2 separate regions of the Homo sapiens genome follow, and region 2 is linked to region 1. A link is a contact called in ENCODE Hi-C or POLR2A ChIA-PET data. All regions are on one chromosome and are shown on one strand. The core of a region is the stretch at or near the end of the contact, and the rest is flanking DNA. Distances in the headings are between cores, read along the strand shown. Region 1 overlaps SPATA13 (spermatogenesis associated 13). Region 2 has its middle 34 kb from the start of SPATA13.

The links. Hi-C counts contacts between places; a loop is a spot of excess contacts on that map. ChIA-PET counts read pairs that join two places held with the same protein, here RNA polymerase II (POLR2A). Pooled maps may share reads with other maps.
Region 2: a pooled map shows a loop between it and region 1 (4-fold over the local background). The contact joins two enhancer-like sites. A Hi-C loop is called at or near these places in 1 of 168 maps with a recorded cell type or tissue (endothelial cell of hepatic sinusoid), 3 of 37 single-sample maps with no recorded cell type and 6 of 50 pooled maps. POLR2A ChIA-PET finds 5 or more read pairs at or near these places in 5 of 52 experiments (A549, AG04449, Panc1 and 2 more).

What each region holds. Positions count from the first base shown.
Region 1 is chr13:24,214,444-24,217,400 of GRCh38, reverse strand. All of the region lies in intron 1 of SPATA13 (spermatogenesis associated 13), which reads right to left. Among named protein-coding and RNA genes, the nearest start is that of SPATA13-AS1, 39 kb to the left of the region's middle. Within about 2 kb of position 1,405, at least 17 of the 41 ENCODE cell types and tissues checked have a DNase peak (open chromatin) inside an H3K27ac peak, as active enhancers do.
Region 2 is chr13:24,125,585-24,128,708 of GRCh38, reverse strand. It overlaps a transcript of SPATA13 not described here. Among named protein-coding and RNA genes, the nearest start is that of SPATA13, 34 kb to the left of the region's middle. Within about 2 kb of position 1,493, at least 5 of the 41 ENCODE cell types and tissues checked have a DNase peak (open chromatin) inside an H3K27ac peak, as active enhancers do.

The DNA.
Region 1 (2,957 bases), core at 156-2,655:
TTCTTTGTTGTGGGAGCAGACCTGTGCTTTGTAGGATGTCTAGCAGCAACTGTGGCCACTGATGCTATTAGGAAGAAGAATTGTAATAAAAAGAGAGAGAGTGCTGAAAACCATGAATGTGCTACCAATTAGTTTCAGAATAGTTTTTCTGAAATTACTGGAAAAAAGTTTTAAGAGACTCAATCTTGCTATGTTGCCCGGGGTGGCCTCAAATTCTTAGACTCAAGTGATCCTCTCACCTCATCCTCCAAGTAGCTGGGATAACAGGTACATACCATGGCCAGTTAAAACCACTGAAATTTATCATTTCCTTTTTTTTGTTTTTGTTTTTGTTTGTTTGTTTTGTTTTGAGACAGAGTCTTGCTCTGTCATCCAGGCTGGAGTACACAGTGGCACAATTTCAGCACACTGCAACCTCGCCTCCCACACTCAAGTGATCCTCCCACCTCAGCCTCCCAAGTATCTGAGATTGCAGGCACATGCCACTATGCCCCACTAATTTTTGTATTTTTAGTAGAGACAGGGTTTCACTATGTTGGCCAGGTTGGTCTCAAACTCCTGACCTCAAATCGTCCTCCCACCTTGGCCTCCCAAAGTATTGGGATTACAGGCATGAGCCACCATGCCCAGCCATAATTTACAACATTCATAAAGAGAAAGCATCCAAGGTCCTAATTTCAGAGATGAAGTTATTCCCCAGGCCTAATGCCAGACACCGTCCTTCCTCTTCCTAGCCCCAATATACATACCTTAGTAAAAGAAAGAAGCCCCCTTACCCTTTGATCTGGTACCTTCAGGGTCTCTCTGTGTAAGGAGTAGGTAAGATGCTTCAAAAGAGCATCTGTAGCTCTGGCGTCACTTAAGTATTCAATCACTGAAGTTCAATGTTTGTGAATTGAAAGTATATGGACAAATGCAACTAGAATAAGCGTATCTTTTGGAAAGGTGTCAATTTCATACAAGCGTGTGATTGTCTTGGCTTGCCTTATGGGGGTTACTGGGCTAAAACACATTCCTGTGGGTGAGAATGGTGTTTCCCCAATAGGGATTCATATTTGCTTTGTCAATCCTCTGGGGTGATGGGGTGCAGAAAACAAGGATTTGCAAAGGCAGGTCTTAGACCACAAAGGAAAATCTTCCTTCTGTGTCTAAAGTTGCAGGTCAGGCTGGTGTAGTGAGAGATGAAAGGGCAGGTAGGTCTGAGCTTGTGCGAAAGATGCTGGCATCCTCCATAATGCCCCTCCCTGCCTGCGTCCCCAACCTCTGCACAGTGACAGCCTCTGAGCTCCTCTTCCTCCAATCTCACAGCAACCTTGGAAGGCTCCAGGGGAGCTGTTGCCAGTCACAGCCCTCAGCCCTGAAGACTGCCCTGCGTCTTGACTTCCTACAGCCATGGCCTGTCCACCACCTTTCTGGTGGTAAACAAGATTGCAGCAGTAACAATGAAGTTCCCGGTTAGGACTACCTCATGCCTGCAACCCATGCCAAAACTGATGTCACCACAAGACTGCACCTCCCCCACATTTACCATTCAGGGCAATGAAAATTTTCCAGATGGATGGCCCTAATCCTGAAGGCACTGTGATGGTCACTGGAGCAAAAACAATGTCTCTGCTTGGCAGAGGCAGACTGGCCCAAATCTGGAGCTGTGTTCACTGAGTTCACAGGCTAAGTCACCCAACAGTGCAGTCAGCACAGAATACCCCTAAAGGGAATGATGTAGCTTTTACATCCACAGCTTAATTAGACATACTTAATAACTGTGTGTAAGAGCATATATGTGTGTTGCATTTTATTTTTGCTGCATTTATTTTAGTGTTCAATTTTTTTGTCTTTGCATAAAATGTGTTTCCAGGCAGAGCCCCAATTTATAGCTTTGCATTCTGAGGAAATGAGATTAATTTTCAACTCAGCTTCCACCCAGCAGCCTATCAGGTCTTAAGGTAGGGGATGTCCCCACAGACCATTTTGCCACTGTTGAGGACAGAGGCCCAGAAGAGGCCCTTTCCCTGTGCTGTGCAATCAAGTGTCTCATCCTCTCAAATTAGTTTTACACATTAAAGCAGTTGCTGAAATGCCTTCTGCTTCTAATTTAAACTGTCTTCTAATTGAACTGAGATTTGCATATTGTTTTCTTGCAAGCCCTCCCTGCCTCTTGGCACACATCTCCTCATTTAGGACATGCACGACAGTCATGTGACATGATGCCACCAATGAACCAAGCCAGAGGTGACCAGCTACTCCTCCTGAACAGGGGTCCCTGGAGCACACACCCCATCTCTCAGAGGCGATCTGTGAGACTTTGTTAGAGGTGGAGGTTCTCATTGCCAGCGCGTCCTCAGGGAGACGCTGTGCTCGAACATAACCAACACACAGAATTCAGGAATACTCTGGTATAATATCCCAGGGACATGGCTCCTTTGACACAGCTTAATAATGTTTTAAATATGTCAGATGCTCAGTGGGGACTGAAATGAAAGCAAGTACTATATTCTGACTTTTGCGAGAAGTTCAAAACCAGCTGAGTTTAGTTGCTAGGAAAACTAAAGAATCACTAATACTTAAATATGTTGAATCTCAAAAAGGAAAGCGGAGATGCAAGATGAGACAAGGTTATGTTACCCTTTACAAGGCAGAAGCAAATGGGAAGTGAGAGTCCCCATGCAACTAAGGAGGGAAACAGATGTGCTGCTGACAACACAGATGCAGGGAACCCAGTGATGACTGGACAACACCAGGGAGCATCCCTCTCAGCAAGACTGAGGGACAGGTGAAGGGGAGGAAGGGCAGCAGCTGAGGCTAAGAATTTGGGGTCAGGGTTCTTTGCTTTGAATTGCTTTGTTATGTGACCTGTGCTAGTCACACAACATCCCTGAACCCAGCTTTCTCCATGGGATCCTAAAATTTCTTTTAGAGCAGTTTCTTTTACTTTTAGAGAAGCACATGCATTGTAAAGA
Region 2 (3,124 bases), core at 244-2,743, 89 kb after region 1:
AAATTCTCCTGAAATATACTTTTTGGTTCTCTTGCTCCCGGGAGTCCTGTTTCCACAACAAGGCCTGTCCACATCAGCGAGGAGTGTTAGAATGCAGATTTCTGGGGCCCGGCGTGGCTGTGGAGGCCTTAGTTTGGGATGCCGAAAGACAGGCTATTCTCAGAAAGCTACCTGAGGCCTGAGAAGCATGACCTGGACCCATGCACTTTCCTAATGGCTCTGCCCCACCATTTAATTACCTCTGAGCAACACCCTTCTCTTCACCTAGCTAGCCAGAAGCCAGAAAAATCTGACCGTACATTGGGGTTTGAATAAATTAAAGTGGATGCATTAGAACATCTTGAAACCTTTGCAGAGCAGGTTAGGCAAGTTCCAGAAGGACAGACCTGGCAGAGCATTTCTGGTGATGAAGCCACAATGTCCTTTCCTGTCCCACGTGTAGGTCACCCCTCCGGGCACAAGGACAATGTCCAACTGGCCATTGTGGAGTCCAATTCTCAGGGCAGTGGGCTCGATTCTGGGACAGTCCACTCTACTGCTGCCTGTAGAAGGTGCTTTCTTCCTCCGAATAAAGCCCCAGGACTCCAGGATTTACAGTTGATATGTCAGAGGCTCAGTCCATCCAGAGCCTTCCCTACAAGCAAAAAGCTTCCCCACCCACCTTGAAGAAATTCACAGACATCAAAAGATCATTGTGTGGCACATGGGTTAGCCCTTGAATTACAGAGCAATTTGCTGTCATTTACTGTAAATGCTGTTCGTTCATTACATCATCATTCTGCCAACGGAGGCATGAGGAGTACCTGGATGCAAACTCAATTCGGTAGGAAGAGTAAGAAATAAATGAAGCTGTACCAGACTTGATGCCTGTCTTGTTTTTATTCCTTGCTGTGCAATTTAAATTTATGATACCATTGTCTTTGAACTTCAAATGTTAAACTTGCTCACAAGTCAGTATTTTTTGCTTTTTTTCAGAACCTGATCACTGTTCAGCAACCATTGATGGGCGCATATTATCTGTATGGAGATTTACCAATGCTTTGTGAGAAAACAAAAATGCCTGTTCTCAAGAAACTTACCAGCTATGGGCTGGAAGGCTCTAAACTGAACTTGAATGACTCATCACAGTCATCTCATTTCTTGAGCTCTTGCTGTGCTGGAGATCTTCTGTCTCCTTGGTTCACTCTATGGTTCACCCTTCTCCAGCTGCTGTCCCCAGAGGCTGTTCTCAGTAGACTACCTACGGGGGCTCCCCTACCCTCTGGCCTCTGGTTGGATTTCAGCAATGGGGAGGGAGCCCAGGCAGGGAACTGGAGGGAGAGAGAAGGAAATGACGCTGGTTGTCAACTCCTCCCTGCTGGTGTCATTGTGGGATGGCTTTGTCTCTTGACTAAAGGTCACACAGTACCTGCAAGGCAGGTTCTGGCAATGCCCTACTCCCACCCCCTCAGAGCTGGAGAGGGTGGCCTCACTGCTACCAGCCTGGGTAAGCTCTGTCCCTGTTGCTTCCTACCCTGGCCACACCTTTGTAAATAACTCCCTTATTAAACAGTCCTCTAGTCATCCCCCTTCCTGCCAGGATTGACTGGCATTTCTACCTCAACACTGGTATTCTCCACTTAAATCCTCAATGCTTTAAGGAGGTAATATTACTAACTTCATTATACAAACCTCGGAACTGGTCTCAGAGAGATGAGATAAGACCACACATTAGATAACAAATGTGAAAGGATTTAAACCCATTTTTGTTTGATTTCACAATCTCCAGTCTTCCCATTATGATCTCTAGAGAGAGAAAACGTTTAGGGTAAAGATTCCTAGAGCTGCTAAGTTAATAATAAAAATAATGGACTGAGTGCAGTGGCTCATGCCTGTAACCAAATCCCCAAGCTGACAGGCCAAGGCAGGTGGATCTCTTGAGCCCAGGAGTTTGAGACCAGCCTGGGCAACATAGTGAGACTGCATCTCTACAAAAAAATATAAAATTAGCTGGGCATGGTGGCACACACCTGTAGTTGCAGCTACTCAGTAGGCTAAGGTGGGATGATCCCTTGAGCCCAGGAGCTCTAGGCTGCAGTGAGCCATATTCATACCACTGCACTCCAGCCTGAGTGACAGAACCTGTCTCTGTCCTGCGCCCTGGGAGTCTGTCTCTCTCTCTCACACACACACAAATATATATACGTAAATGCTTATTTTTCGCTCACTTTCTCTTGCCAGGGAAACTCCAGAATAGACACAATTGTCGTGGGTTTTAAGGGACATGAAGGAGAAAGTTACCCAAGTCCAACATCTACTGAGGAGCAATCTGTCAGCCCCACAGGTCAGAGCAGAGTGTGGCAGTCATAAGTCCAAGATCTGCTTGTGAGTCCCTCCATTTCCCATTAAGTTAATGCTGTGAAAAACTGTTTCATTGGCCTTAGGCTGTACCCCACCTCCAGCTACCCCTCCCCCAGACTCAATCATGGGTCACAGCCGCAAAGGCTCCCCATGGCTCCTGCCCCCATGACTTCATCCTGGAGAGGAAGTCCCTGTAGCAAGTGAGGGCAGAGAAGTGAGTGGAATTCCAGCAGGATCTTGCAACAGACTGGGAGTGGAGGAAGATGCTTTCTCATCACTTCTAGAATGCATCAGAAAGGAAGATGCAAGACTCTCGCCTGTTTGATACAGGGCTCCTGGCTCCCCTGCTCTATTCGTACCTCCCCAAGAACCACAGGGCCCAAGCCAGGAGCAGAGCCAAAGGCAGCTGCTCTCAGCTGCAGGGAAAAGCATAGGCAATAGGGAACATTTGAAATCCACATTCCAGAGTGGGCCCCCTTTTGCCTTCCATTCGTCTTTTCCTTACTCTTCCAGTTAATTGACCAGAAGTTTAATGAGCACCTATTGTCAACAACAGCACTAGGCTTCCTGTGTCCTTCTGCCTCCTGGTTCCTTTTTGCTCCTTCAAAGCGCAACTTTCCTTGGGCTGCCCTCCTCCTTATTCCTCACCTCCAAAATGAACTCTTGCCTCCTTCCTGCTCCTGAGCAACAAAAACGTCCATCCCTTGAATCTTGACAATCTCACCTAAGTCAAGGAAGAATTCCTTGGCTAGTAATTCTCACTAGGTGAACTGAGAACTCTGCT